Linked DNA regions of Homo sapiens: regions 1 and 3 are each linked to region 2. Evidence: chromatin contacts called from ENCODE Hi-C or POLR2A ChIA-PET data. All regions are on one chromosome and are shown on one strand. The core of a region is the stretch at or near the end of the contact, and the rest is flanking DNA. Distances in the headings are between cores, read along the strand shown.

Region 1 (4,587 bases), core at 481-2,980, 360 kb before region 2:
GGAGGCAGCAGGCAAATGAGCAGAGCCCACGCTCAGGGCCTGATGGCACCTGGGGGTCCCAGAGAGCTACACAGCAGATGTGCACGCCCTCGGCGACACCTGTACTCAGGAAACACACTTGCAGGCGCGTACCTCCAAGGCAGGAATGCACACAGACGTGGGCCTGGGGGCCATGCCTAGCGATCAGCTGTCCTGGGCCGCCCTCCTGCACTCCCATCTGACATATGCACCCCAGCATCTGGGACCCCTCTAGTTTCCCGGATCTGAGGTCTGAAGAGCAGCAGCCCAGCTAGGGTGATAGGAAGTGGGGGCAGAGGAAGGGTGGTCTGGGGTCCCTGGCCCAGGGCCAGGGGGCAGAATAGCGAGAGCCCATCCCTTTCAGGGTCAGGCGCCAAGCTCCAGGAGAGCCAAGCAAGAGCTGGGCCTGGTGCCCTGCAGGGAGGCGAGCGGCGTCTCCATGGTGACCGGGCTGCACACTGGACTTTTGTTGGTTGGGCTGGGGGAGGGGAGAGAGGTCACCGCTGGGCCAGGGAGCCCCGGACAGCTTTGGCCGGAGGCTTCGATTCTGTCCCCACCATCTCTTCCCCCAACCGTTCAGGGACCAGAGGCCCAGGATTGCTGGGCCCGGCCTCCCCTTCCCTCCACTCTGCCCCTGCCAGCTCTTTCCAGAGATGAATCGGGAAGGGAGGGCGGGGAGGCCATCCCTCCCCAGCAGTCCCAGGCTGTGTGGCCTGACAAGCCCATCCAACCCTTGTAGCTCACTTTTTCCTTCTGCAGTGGGGCCGACAAGGCACATTCCCGCCAAGCCCAGGCAGGGTAAGACTTCGGGACTCCCACCCTGTCCCAACCAGACCGCCACTCACCGTCTACGCCGAGACCGTGGGCCTGCGGGGGCAGCTCGGGGCGCCCGTCCTCGCGCAGCTCAAAGCGGAAGGCGGCCACGCGGCGGCTGATGTCCTGGTGCGGCGTGGCCTGCAGGAAGAGGGCCCGGCGCTCGCGGGGACCCCAGCGCACGCAGCGGCCCCCTGCCGGGCCCGGGCCCTCGGCCAGCAGCAGCTCCAGGGCGCCCCCTGCGCGCTCCGCGAAGACCTGGGCGCCCGCGAAGGGCCGCACCGGCCGCAGACAGGCGATGCCGGGCCGCGCTCTGGGATCGGGGCCGCCCAGGGTCAGGCGCAGCGCCCCAGCCGGGTACAGCCACTCAACCGCGCCCTCCGCACAGGCCAGGGCCAGCTGCCCCACGCTGCCGGGCTCCTGGGTGAGGCCGCTGGGGACAGGACGGGACGGGGCGCTGAGACGGGGGCGGGTCCCCGCCCGGCGCAGCCCCCGCTCCCTCCCGAGGCCGCCTCGCGGATGGGGAAACCGGCCCAGCGCTCTGCGCGCTCCGAGGGGCGCCTGGGGGGTCCTAGCCGCAGCGCACCCCGTCCTAAGTGCGGGGACAGCCCCCCGGACCGTACCTGCCCCTCCAGCTGCAGCGCTCCTCGGAGTAGCCGGCGCGGGCAGCCGGGGCCAGGAGGCCGCAGCACAGCGCGCAGAGCAGCGCCGCGGCCGGGAACCCCATGGCACGGCGGGCGGCGTCCGGGGAGTCGGGGCTCTCACCACCGCTGCCCCGGCGGGGCGCGGGTCCGGGCGGCGGCGGGAGCAGCCGGGGGCGCCGGCCGCCCGGCCCCGGCGAAGCCCCCAAGCCCGCGGCCGCTCCGCCTGCCGCGCAGCCCCAGCGCCGGGGCCGCCTTGGAGCGGGTCGGGAAGGGGGCGGGGCCTGCGGCGTGTCGGCCAGTCGCGGCGCGGCCCGGAACTTTCCGCCAATAGCAGGCGCGGGGCGGAGCGGGGGCGGGGCCGGAGCTCGGGCGCCGCCGGAGGACTATCCCACGGTCCAAGCGCCTCGAGGGTTGGGGGGGGCCTTGGCGCGGAAGGGAGGCTCCTTGCCCGCCCCGCGCTGTGCGTCTCTCCTTCGCCGCGCCCTCACCCTGGCCTCGCCCCCCGCGCTGTCCCGATCGGAGTCCTGGAGCCTCTGATGGAGCCGAGGTTTTGATGTCCACTGGAACCTCGGGGTGGCGGTAGGGAAGGTGGCCCACCTGGTGGTTCCGCCTCGCGGGCGGCCGGGCCTGCTCCTTCCTAACACTGGGACCTGGGCCTGTTGGCCACATCCCTCCCAACCAGGTCCGGTCCTGCTGACCAGAGGCCGGTGGAGCCCCAGAGGAGAGGGGTCATGACTCCAGAGGCGGGGAAGGCCTGGCCTGGGGGCTGCGCCTTGGAGCGGGGCCAGGCCTCGGGTTTTGGTAAGGCCGTCTGCAGGAGGGGGTCCTGCTGAAGAGCGCGCAGCCCGCAGGCTTAGGCCCCTTTCCTCAGACCTAGCGGCACCCCATAGTTGCCGGATGACCGACCCCGGGCCAGACGGGGCTCCTGGAGGGGCGTGAATGGAGCAGCCACGGGCACCCCTGCAGGCCTGCAGCACGTGGAGACACAGGAGCTGGGAGGACACCCCTGGGCCACAGGAGCAGCCCCCACCAAGATGAAACAAGCAGAAACAGGCGATTCGCAAACACACTGTAGCCTCAGGCTGGAGCAGTGTGGGATTCCCAGCATCCGGGACTGCTGAGTTGGCCTGATGGGAGGAAGTGGGCAGTGGCTGGCCAGGTGGACAGGAAGAGAATGGGGGAGAGCAGACAGCCTGGGTCAAGGGCCTGAGGAAGGAGCTCTTGGCAGCCCAGTGAAACCCCAGGGCATGGGTGGTGGGTGGGGACGACAGGTCAGATCACAGAAGGCCTAAGGCACAAGCAAAGGGGTCCCACTACATACTGAACCCCTTACGGACGACAGAAGCTTTAGCCGGGGACTGCAAGGACCAGCATAGACTGTGCAGCCTGAAGATGTGAACATTCCGTCCCCTGCCCCCAAACCTCCTGCCACCCGGCGCTCGAAACTCATGGTGGACAGATGAGTTCACCAGTGGCAGTCGGACAGATGAGGCCAGATGGCTCAGTGGCAGTGGGAGGCTGGATCCCACTGACCAGGCCCTCCCTCAACCCCAGGGCCCTCCCAGGCCAAACAGGAACAAGGCGCCTACTGGGCTCGGCCAGCCCCTTGCTCTGGGCGAGGTGCAGGTCAGAAGTAGCCATCACAATCCCCAAAAGGTGGAAGACTCCCAAAGGCCTGTCTGCAGCTGAGTGGACAAGCAAGTGCAGTGGGTCCATTTTTTTTTTTTTTTTTGAGACGGAATCTCGTTCTGTCGCCCAGGCTGGAGTGCAGTGGCTCGATCTCGGCTCACTGCAACCTCTGCCTCCTGGGTTCATGCCATTCTCCTGCCTCAGCCTCCCGAGCAGCTGAGACTACAGGCGCCCGCCACCACACCCGGCTAAATTTTTGTATTTTTTCTTTTTTTAGTAGAGAGGGTGTTTCACCGTGTTAGCCAGGATGGTCTCGATCTCCTGACCTCGTGATCTGCCCGCCTTGGCCTCCCAAAGTGCTGGGATTACAGATGTGAGCCACCGCGCCCGGCCTCTTTTTTTTTTTTTTTTTTTTTTTTTTTTTTGAGATGGAGTTTCGCTCTTTGCCCAGTCTGGAGTGCAATGGCGCGATCTTGGCTCACTGCAACCTCCACCTCCTGGGTTCAAGCGATTCTCCTGCGTCAGCCTCCCGAGCAGCTGGGATTACAGGCATGTGCCATCATGCCGGCTAATTTTGTATTTTTAGTAGAGACGAGGTTTCTCCATGCTGGTCAGGCTGGTCTTGAACTCCCGACCTCAGGTGATCCGCCCACCTCAGCCTCCCAAAGTGTTGGGATTACAGGCATGAGCCACGGCACCCCCTGGCGGTGGGTCCATTATTAAGCCATAAAAAGGAATGAAGTTCTGGTCCCTTGACACCCGCTACAGCCTGGATGAGCCTGGAGGCTTATGCGCTGAGCAAAATAAGCCAGAGACAAAAGGACAAACACTGTTGGATTCCACTTCTGTGAGTCACCTTAGAGTAGTCACGGTCATGAGGACAGAAAGTGGAGCAGGGGCTGGGGAGGGGAATGAGGGATTGGAGCTTAATGGGGACAGAATTCAGGAGCTTGATTACACAACACAAATGTACTCAACAGTACGGAACTGCACACTTTAAAATGGGTAAAATGGTAGATGTTATGATGTATATCTTACAATTAAAAATAAAAATTGTCAAGGCGCAGCGGCTCCCACCTGTAATTTCAGCAGTTTGGGAGGCCAAGGCAGGGAGATCACAAGGTCGGGAGTTCGAGACCAGCCTGGCCAACATGGTGAAACCCCATCTCTACTAAAAATACAAAAATTAGCTGGACGTGGTGGCGCACGCCTGCAGTCCTAGCTACTTGGGAGGCTGAGACAGGAGAACCGCTTGAACCCGGGAGGTGGAGGTTGCAGTGAGCTGAGATCAGGCCACTGCACTCCAGCCTGGGTGACAGAGTGAGAGTCTGTCTCATAAAAATTAATTAATTAATTACATAAAAATTAAGGCCGGGTGTGGCAGCTCCTGCCTGTAATCTCAGCACTTTGGGAGGCTGAGGCAGGATGATCGCTTGACATCAGGAGTTCAAGACCAGCCTGGCCAACATGTTGAAACCCCAAC
Region 2 (4,713 bases), core at 294-2,793:
GATGAGGGCTGTTGTCTCAGGTGTGGGGCGGACGAGGTGGGGAGCCCTCACCCAACAGGAGGCGAGCTGGTCCTGTGTGGCCTGAACTGCAGCTGTCTCCTCTGTGAAACGGGGGTATAGCTGACCCCAGGGGGCTGCCTGGAGCATCCCGGGAGGTGCCAGGCCCAATAGTGCTCTGGGAAGGACAGGGCCCTGGGCTGTTGTGGGAGGCGGCAGATCCTGGTACTCACATCCTCCTCCTTGGGGAGGGCCTGATGGTTGGCTGAGGCCTGGGTGGAGAGCAGAGGGTTGGTTCTGACAGGGTTGGGCTGGCCAGAGCTGGTGCTGGGGCTGCTGCTGGGGGCCCGTGCCTCTCTGCCGTGGGGTGCCTGGGGCTGTGACCTCATGCTCTGTGGCCTGCAGGGCAAGTGACACGGATCTGGGCAGCCAGGGTGGCAGGATCGGACTGGACCCCTTGGCAGGGCCGCTGTGGAGACAGCCCAGGGGAAGGGGTGCAGGGGTCTGGACACTCCAATGGCCTTGCTCTCGGGCTGGCCTGGGCAGCGGAGGGAAGGAGAACCCTTCTCTGATACTAGATGGTGCCTGGGAGAAATCAAGGCAGAGGGTCCTAGCCGGTGGGCTCTTTGGAGGTTGTGGCTCCTGTCCGGGTGAGAGCCACCATATATTGGGGCCTAACGTGTTCCCTGGCGCTGTGAGTCCAGGCTGCCTTGGGACTCAGGAGGGTGGAGCCCACCCCACCTTCCAAGGGCCCTGGCCATCCCTGCCTGCCGACCACCCCACTCCTGGGAGCCTGCTTCCCTCACGGCGGCGGGCAGGCCGTGGCGGTCCCCACGAGGGCCTCCTCTCCAGGGCCGGCTGGGCAGGGAGCCCCGAGGCCTGCAGCCCCCTGACTGCCCTCCGATGTACTGGCGGCAGAAAAGGGCTGCGCCCCACGTGCGCCCTTCGGGGCGCGCAGTCCGCCCAGTGCTCCCCACGGCCGCGGCCATTCCAAGGACCTGCAACGCCGCCTCTCCCACTCCGCTCTCTGGGAAGCCAAAGCCTCCCGGGCTCCGCTTCCGCACCGCCCCTCGGGAAGACGGCGCGACCGCGCCCCCGGCACGCCCCGCCCCCGGCAGGCACTGACCACGCCCTCTCCCGGCCATGCAGAGACCCCGGCCCATGTTTCTCAACTCGTCTTCTCGCTTCCGGCCCCGCCCCGCGCCGGAGGCCCCGCCCCACGCTCTTTACCTCTTCTGCTCGAGGCGGGCCCCGCCTTACTCCCTGGTCCCCGCCCCACGCCCGAGGCCCCGCCCCGAGCTCTTCACCTCGTCTTCTCGCTTCCGGCCCCGCCCACGCCCCGGCCCCGCCCCGCGCTCCTCACCTGTCCCCTCGCTGTCGGCCCCGCCCCACGCTCCTCACTTTATCCTCGCGCTTTCAGCCCCGCCCCGCGCCTGAAGCCCCGCCCCACACCCTTTACCTCGTCCCCGCGCTGCCGGCCCCGCCCCGTGTTGAGGCCCCGCCCCGCGCTCTCACCTCGTCCCCGCGCCCCGGCCCCGCCCCCGCACTTCCGGACGCCGCCGGCGGGGGCGCTCGGGCCTGGGCTTCGGCGCTCTGGCTCGGGCTCTGGCTCGGGAGGCGATCGTGGCCGCTGCCGCCGCCAGAGCCGGCCGGAGTCGGCCCGGAGCCGCGTCCACGCGGAGCGGGCGGGTGGGAGCTGGCGGCTGGGCCCCTGCGGCGCCCCCGCGGCCTGCCCCGCGTCCGCCTCCGGGCCGCCGAGCCGCAGCCGCCGAGATGGGGGCCGCCCCGGGCCGCGCCCCCGCCGGGTCCCGCCCGCCGCGCTGCCGCTGAGCGCATGGGCCCGGACCGCGCCGCGCCGCTCCGGGAGCCGGGCCCGGGGTCCCGCCACCACCGCGCGCGGGTGAGTAGGGCCGGGCTCCGGGGCGGGCTAGGCCGCGGTAGGCCGGGCGGGCGGGACCCGGAAGCGGCGGGGGGCGCGGGTGGCTGACGCGCGTGGGACCGAGGGGGTGGGCGCGCGGGGAGCTGGGGCCGGGGTGTCCCTGGGCAGCGGGACTGGCGGCGCGGTGGCCGCTTGGAGGTCCGAGGCCTCGGGCGCGTCTCGGGGCACGGAGCAGCTGCAGGGGCCGCGCATCGCGTGCGGGGGCCCGGGAGAGCCGGGCCTGGAGCCCTCCCCGCCGCCCAGAAGTCGGCGGGAGTCCGGCTGTCCCGGAGGAGGACACTCCCGCCCGCCCTCGCCGAGGCCGCGTGCCGGGTCCGGGTCGGGGTTCGGCCTGAGTAGCCGCGTGCTCCGGCGTCCGTACCCTCCAGGTTGATGCCTTGCTGCCCAAACACTGGTCTTTCTCTTGGGTGTGGTTCTTAGATTCTACCCCCGCCCCGCACTTTGGAATTTAGCCCCCGTGAAACCAGAGCTGCACTGCCCGAGCAGTGAAACTTTCAGCTTGGCATTGAAGAAAGTAGAGAAAAACATGTCAGTTCTCTGGGGATTTTTCTCAGCCCATCTATAAGATATATATATATATATTTTTTGTAGAGATGGGGTGTCACTATATTGCCCAGCAGGTGTTGAATTCTTGGCCTCAAGCGATCCACCTGCCTCAGCCTTCCAAGGTGTTGGGACTACAGGGGTGACCACCGTCCTCTAAGATAATTTTTTTTTTTTGAGACGGAGTCTCGCACTGTAGCCCAGGCTGGAGTGCAGTGGCGCTATCTTGGCTCACTGCAACCTCCGCCTCCCGGGTTCAAGCAGTTTTCCTGCCTCAGCCGCCTGAGTAGCTGGGATAACAGGCATGCGCCACCACATCCGGCTAATTTTTGTATTTTTAGTAGAGACAGGGTTTCACCATGTTGACCAGGCTGGCCTGGAACTCCTGACCTCAGGTGATCTGCCCACTTTGGCCTACCAAAGTGTTGGGATTACAGGCGTGAGCCACCGCGCCTGGCCCCTTCTAAGATAATTTATAAAGGGTTCTTATGTGCATGTCAGCCCCTTGTTTTTGCTCACACTTCTGTTCTCTGCTTCTTCAGGAAGAATCTCGAGCTTACTTGGATCCACAGGCCCTATTTTGGAGAAAACACAGTCTAAACCGGCTACCCGAGATACTCAGCAATAGCTCGGTTTCAGTTTTTTTTTTTTTTTGAGACAGAGTTTTGCTCTTGTTGCCCAGGCTGGAGTCCAATGGCGTGATCTCCGCTCACCGCATCCTCCGCCTCCCAGGTTCAAGCGATTCTCCTGCCTCAGCCTTCCCAAGTAGCTGGGATTATAGGCATGCGCCACCAAGCCTGACTAATTTTGTATTTTTAGTAGAGATGGGGTTTCTGTATGTGGGTCAGGATGGTCTTGAACTCCCGACCTCAGGTGATCCGCCCACCTCGGCCTCCCAAAGTGCTGGGATTACAGGCGTGAGCCACCTCACCTGGCTTTGGTTTCAGTTTTAAGATCTCCATTCAGGGACAAGGATGGGAAAGCATGAAAAACAGACTGTTTTTGTTTGATTTTCAGCTGGTGTTGACTTGTCTTGGGTTTCTAGTTTCAGAAAAGCTAAGCAGACTTTTTCGGATTACATTGGTCATTGAGAATTTCAGTGATGGGGGAATAAATTACATGTGAAATAGTAGCCCTGAACCTTCAAGAGTTAAATCAATGGACAGCTGGGAAGATGTCAGAGTCGTGTTGTGTTACTTGCCTCCTCCATGTAAATCAAAATGTCAAAAGTTACGTTTGGGTAAAATAAATACCTACACACGTAGGTAGCATTGAGTTTGCTGCCATGATGCCTGGAGCATATGCCTAAGCGGTGACGAAAGGGAATTTTAAATACAGTATCATACTTGTAGGCATCCCGCCCGTTTTATGGACTCACTTTATTGATGGTAGCTACAGGCTGTGGGCCAGATTCAGTGCTTGCAGGCATTTGATACTGAACTGAGTAAACGTGACTGCTTTATGTGTGGTGTGTACTTGTGTGTACACTAAATGCTTGGTGTGCTTCCCTGTGGGAACCCAGAGATTTCAGGAATTGGGACATGTTTCAACAACATCAGTAGCTTGTAGAGGGGTTCATGTGCTTCCAGGGACACCAAAAAGTCTTCTGTCAGTTGACAGCCAAAAATACACATGATTGTAAGAAAATTTTCTTCTGGGCTCTGAAAATTTGGTTCACACATGAATTAAAACATTAGTTTTGGGGCCAGGCAAAGTGGCCTGTAATCCCAACACTTTGGGAGGCCGAGGCGGGTGGATTGCTTTGAGCTCAGGAGTTTGAGACCAGCCTGGCCAACGTGGTGAAACCCAAAATACAGTAATTAGCCGGGCGTTGATGACTCGTGCCTGTAGTCCCCGCCACTTGAGAGGCTGAGGCTGGAGAATTGCTTGAGCCTGGGAAGCTGAGGCTGCAGTGAGCTGAGATCGCCCCACTGCAGTCCAGCCTAGGCGACAGAGCGAGACCCTGTCTCAAAATAACAAAAAACAAAACAACAAAACCCATTAGTTTTGGAAGAATTTGCTGCTGTTTTCTGTGGTACAGTAGTTCAGCCCCTGTAGAGAGCCAGTGTTTGGCGTCTGTGACAAATGTCTTTTCTTTTTTACATCAGTGAATGACTTACTGGTGCCCGTTAGTTGCAGGACCTTGTGCTGGGTGCTGTGGGTCCCGCTACTACCAATAATTAACACAGAAGACTTAAGTCCCTTATGAGAGCATGATGGTGACTTGTGGTTAG
Region 3 (4,806 bases), core at 1-2,500, 330 kb before region 2:
GGAGTCGGTGATTCAGAATTATCCCAAGACAGGGCGGCCTGGGGTGAGGGTCCCACCTCTCACGCTCCGCGGCAATGAGCCTGGAGAGGTAGGAGTGCAGCTCGCTCTCCTGGTGGATGCGCCGCTCCTCAATGCTGTTCCAGCGCTTCTTCTTCGCGATTCGAAGAGCGCTGGGGATGTCGTCCCCGAAGTTCAGCCGCTGCTCCTTGGCCAGGCTGTAAGCTGGGGAACGGGGGCTTCACGTCACTCTCTGGCCAGTCCACCCGCCTGGCCCCAGAGGCCCCACAACCGGGCAGCTTGTCAGCCAACCTCGCTGCAGATTGGCGATGGCCTCATCATAGCTCTCCATCTCCAGCTGGCACTGCCCCAGGAAGAAGTGCGCCTTCACAGACTGCCCGTCCAGCTCCAGGGCGCGCCGGCAGTCGGCCAGGGCCTGCTCGTGCTGCTGCATCTTCAGGTAGCACAAGGCCCGGTTGGTGTAATACACGGCCACCAGCGGGTTCCGGGTCTAGGGACCAAGGCCGGGCCAGCCGCATGAGGGCGTAGGCTCAGCGTGCCCACTCTGACCCACGGCCCGTCCCAGCTTCTGCGCTCTGGCTAGAATCAAGAAACTAGGTTTCTCAGTTGTCAAAGCCCCTGGGTCCAAGGATCTGTGCACAGTGGAGTACTGGCTGAGCCTATCCGCTTGATTCCACTTGGTTTTGTAAAGTTTTCCAAATCTTTGGAGAGTCCGGGCTTAGGACCTGGGGTCCTCAAGGGTCGAGGGCCCCTGCCCTCCCCCCACCCGGCCGGCCTCCATCCAGCATCGCACCCTCGTTCTCCGGCACCCGGCGCTGGGCTCGAGAACCACGGCTGGGCTTTGGGAGCCGAGGACACGCCCCGAAGAGGAGCCAGACCCTCGGTGGGGCCGGCCGGGCCCGGGCCCGGCCCTCCCCGGTGCCACCGCCGCCGCCCTCCCCGCGCGGGCGCACTCACGATCGCGCGGCCGTAGCAGGCCGCCGCCTCCGGGTACTTTCGGCCCACGAACAGACGATTGCCCTGCTCCTTGAGCTCCTGCGCGCTCGGGCTCTTCTCGGGGCTTCCGCCGCCAGCGCCCAGCCGTGCGCCGCCCTCCTTCTCCTCCTTGCCCTTCATGGCGCCGCGCGGCACGGCCTGGGCTCCGCTCCCAAGCTCCGCGCCTCGCGGCCCAGCGCCCGCAGCCGGAGCCCCGCAGCCCGAGCCCGCGATCCGCTCGGGCCCGGCCCAGCTCCGCCGCCGGAACTTCCGGCCGGGGGCGGGACCAGCGGGGACGCACGCGTGGGGGCGAGTGGGGCCGCGCGTGCGCCCAACCAGCCTGGACGGGGACACTGGGCCCGCGACGTCGGGGGCTGGGAGGAACGCTCCAGTTCCCTGTCCCCGCGCTCTTAAGGGTGGGCGTTCGCGTAGGCCCTGGCCTGCCCTGCTGAGGTCTCTTCGGAACCCGCCTCGGCGGCGGCCGCCACACACATTCGACTTTCCCAGTGAGATGCCTCACTTGCTTCGCTGAGGGCGCGCTCCCGCAACAGCCTGTCCCGACCACCTGGGGTTCCGCCCCTGTCCCAACGCGCAGAGACCCCTCCCCCGGCAGCCGGCCCCATCCAGAGGCCCCGCCCCCAGCAGCCGGCCCCATCCGCAGAGGCCCCGCCCCCAGCAGCCGCCCAATCCAGAGGCCCCGCCCCCAGCCGCCGGCCCCATCAGCAGAGGCCCCGCCCCCAGCCCCATCCGCAGAGGCCCCGCCCCCAGCAACCGCCCAATCCAGAGGCCCCGCCCCCAGCACCCGGCCCCATCAGCAGAGGCCCCGCCCCCAGCCGCCGCCTCCCGCCCCTGCGCGTGAACGTAGCGGCTTCCCACGCGCTGTGGGGTGTGAGGACCCCAGTCGCTGGGCTGCCATTCTGGAGCGCCACGAGAGGTGCTACGGGCGAGCGCGAGCCCCCGAGGGCGGCTGGAAGCCCCGGACTGTTGGTAGAGTGGAAGGGGATAGAGATCGGTGGGGCGAGCGTCCTCCGTGGCCAGTCCTCCCCTCACCGCCCTTCCTCAGGTATCGGGAAGAGTTGCCAGCGGCCATCAGGGGCAGAGCAGAGAAGCATGTGACAGGGAGCTGGAGCGGCTGCTGGCCTGGCAGCTTGACTGTGAAGGGCGGCCCGCCCCGAGGGCAGGGCCTCCGTAGCGCGGGTCTTCATTGGGGCGTGGCATCGGCGGGGCGGGTGTCTCCAGTGGGGGCGGGGCCTCCCTGGTGGGTCCAGCACCCCAGGCACCCTGACCTGGCCTCCCACAGAGGGGCGCTTCCGGCCACGTCTGCAGCAGCTGGTGGCCACCAATCCCCCTGAGCTGGTTGTGCACTGTTCGACCGCCACCTTCTGCCTCCTGCCAGATGTGGGGGCTGCAGTCACCGAGCTGTGTGCCCTCTGCGGTGTGGGCCCACCACAGCCTCGGGTGAGTTGGGTGGGCACGACTTGGGTACATAGGCGTTCTTGTCTGTGAAGCGGGCAGTCTGGGCCCTTGCGTGTCGCTAGGAGCAGGAACCATAGGGCCCTGGGCTGCTGGGAGCAGGGTCTCCCAGAGCTTGTCCTGATGGGGTGTGTCTGGCTGCTTCTCCTCGCTGTTCACAGCAGTCCTGGCAGCTGGAGCTCCAGAGATGGAGGCCTTCATGTCAGATGAGGCGGTGGCCACAGTGCCCGGCTGGCCGGCCCCACAGTACACCCTCAGGTACTACCTGCTGTACCTGGGCCAGGTTCAAGAGCGGGCCACAGCTCTGAGCCAAGGGGAATGAACTGTGTGTGGGCAGGTTGGGGTGGCCCGTGCCCCTGGGCCTGAGTCCGTGTGCCCCTCCCTAGCCAGTGCCTCAGGACAGTGGACTCCCTACCTAGTGGAGACAGCACTGTGGACCTGGGCTGTGGGGCAGAGGCTGTGCCCAGACCTGCTGCCCAACCTTGGCCCCAGCCTGGCCACCCACGAGGATGCTAGGCCAGCCAAGAAGCATGGAACCCAGGCCGAGTAAACTTGGCCATGGCCCAGGCCTGCTCACCTGCCACAGAACCTCAGGCCTCCGGGTCTCACTGGACGGCAGGGAGGCTGAAGAGGAGGCTGGCCACTACGGGAGCTCAATAAACACTTCCCAAACTCACGCCTGATCACACACCCGGCCTGACCACACACCTGGCCTGACCACACGCCCGGCCCCCAGCCATCCCGCGTGCCCCCAGCTCCCACAGACACAGCACCTGTGGCCCAGGAACAACTCCCACGCCTGACCCCAGGTGCAGAGATGCACAAGGAGGGAAGTCCAGGCCCCCGTGGTGGGGAGGGCCGTCGCGGTCTGTGCAGCAGGTGTGGGGGCCCTGACGAGTCTCCAGAGCCCGGGACAGCCCCCTGGTGCTGTGTAAAATATTTATTAATTATCCAAAAAGGCTCAGACCGCAAGTCCTGGGAGTGGGGGGTGGGTGGCTGGGACAGGGCCTCCTTTGAGGCCACCCACACCCAAGGGGCACAGCAGCCCTGAGACGTCCGTTCACAAAGGGCAGACGTGAAGGCCCCTGGTGGGCGGCCACCACATGCCCGAGCCCTGGCCTGTGCAGCCTCAGGTAGCCGGTCAGGGCGGTGGGGGGATGTGGGCGCCCAGCAGGTCGTAGGCGAAGACGTTCCAGAAGACGGCGAAGAGCAGGAAGGTGCCGTAGGCCAGCAGCACCACCCACCAGCCGCACTGGTCCCGCAGGCGCTCCTCGTAGCTCCGCAGGATGGTCAGGCCCATGCTCACCCCCACCACCGCGCCTGCCAGGTGCGCCATGAAGCTGGGCTGTGGGCCCGAGGCGGGCAGCGGCGGGGAGAAGCGCAGCCACACGGCCCGGCCCACCTCGGAGCTCACTGCAGAGGGACGCGGCAGGTGGGAGGTGCCCTGGCTGCAGGCTGAGAGGCCCCCCGGCCCTCCCCCCGGCCCCTACTCACTGCACACCAAGGCCAGCACCATCCTCAGCAACTTGTAGGGACATCTCATCCCAGCCCAGTTCTATGGGTGTGTGCAGACGAGAAGTGGTGAGGCTCACCTGGGGCCCCTCCCCACGCCCCCCACCGGGCAGGCCCGTTACCATGACAACGTTGGCCAGGTGTGCCGAGCACAGGGCGTAGACCCCGCCGGAGCCTCCCACCACCGGGGCCCGCATGTCGGTGATGGAGACGGTTAGGGAGCCTGTGTGAGCAAGCGGCGGGTGAGGGTGCAGCCGGCCAGGGCAGGGGGCGGGGGTGCGCGCCTGCCTCACCTGCCAGCACGCCTGCCAGGTAGAGCAGGCTGATGCGGAGCAGGCCGTGCACCATCTCCAGGGGCACCCCGATCATCAGCTGCAGGAGGGCGTTGAACCCCAGCTGCTCCAGCCTGGCCACAGGGAAGCAAACGGGTACGAAGGGTGGGGTCAGCCATCCGGCCCCACCCCCAGCCGTCACCTCAAGTTGCCGCACCTGCCTTGCGGCTAAGCCTTTCTGATGTAATGGCAGGTTGGGGCGGGGCTCACCGGGCAGCAGTGCTACTCACCCAACGTGCATGAACATGTAGGTGAGGAAGCGCCAGGCGCGGGCACGGTGCCCGGGGTGGTACACAAGGGGGCTCTTCATGTACTCGGGGTGGTAGGTCTGCAGCACCCACTTGTTGAGGCGGGCCCCGTAACACAGGAACACGATGATCTGGGGACACGAGTGTTAGGCTGGTCATGGCCAGGAGCGCGGGAGGCTCCCGGGGCAGCGGCCGGGGGGCCCACCTGGGCAAGAGTGACCGAGGCCATGAACACGGGGGGTGGGCAG

What was found. A loop is a pair of places that touch in the nucleus more often than their neighbours do. ChIA-PET counts read pairs that join two places held with the same protein, here RNA polymerase II (POLR2A). Pooled maps may share reads with other maps.
Region 1: a loop to region 2 is called in a pooled map, with 4 times the contacts of the local background. The contact joins the promoter of METRN here to the promoter of AXIN1 in region 2. A Hi-C loop is called at or near these places in 4 of 50 pooled maps. POLR2A ChIA-PET finds 5 or more read pairs at or near these places in 4 of 52 experiments (A673, BJ, HEK293 and 1 more).
Region 3: a loop to region 2 is called in a map with no recorded cell type, with 15 times the contacts of the local background. The contact joins the promoter of STUB1 here to the promoter of AXIN1 in region 2. A Hi-C loop is called at or near these places in 1 of 37 single-sample maps with no recorded cell type and 9 of 50 pooled maps. POLR2A ChIA-PET finds 5 or more read pairs at or near these places in 3 of 52 experiments (HEK293, activated B cell and activated CD4-positive, alpha-beta T cell).

What each region holds. Positions count from the first base shown.
Region 1 is chr16:712,261-716,847 of GRCh38, reverse strand. METRN (meteorin, glial cell differentiation regulator) reads right to left here and starts at 1,730. Exons shown (of 4, transcript NM_024042.4): 1 at 1,455-1,730; 2 at 864-1,264. The coding sequence starts at 1,558. RefSeq lists enhancers at 1-321, 322-919, 920-1,517, 2,116-2,714 and silencers at 972-1,031, 1,132-1,561, 1,662-1,971.
Region 2 is chr16:349,553-354,265 of GRCh38, reverse strand. AXIN1 (axin 1) reads left to right here and starts at 1,543. Exons shown (of 11, transcript NM_003502.4): 1 at 1,543-1,897. RefSeq lists silencers at 875-1,134, 1,175-1,654, 1,755-1,834, 2,115-2,164, 2,185-2,254 and 1 more.
Region 3 is chr16:676,854-681,659 of GRCh38, reverse strand. It overlaps STUB1 (STIP1 homology and U-box containing protein 1), which reads right to left and starts at 1,250. Exons shown (of 7, transcript NM_005861.4): 1 at 976-1,250; 2 at 310-508; 3 at 57-222. The coding sequence starts at 1,134. It overlaps RHBDL1 (rhomboid like 1), which reads right to left. Exons shown (of 8, transcript NM_001278720.2): 3 at 4,764-4,806; 4 at 4,541-4,689; 5 at 4,272-4,384; 6 at 4,101-4,201; 7 at 3,961-4,021; 8 at 3,392-3,879. The coding sequence ends at 3,608. It also overlaps the pseudogene STUB1-DT. RefSeq lists enhancers at 1-471, 442-491 and silencers at 1,172-1,381, 1,662-1,771.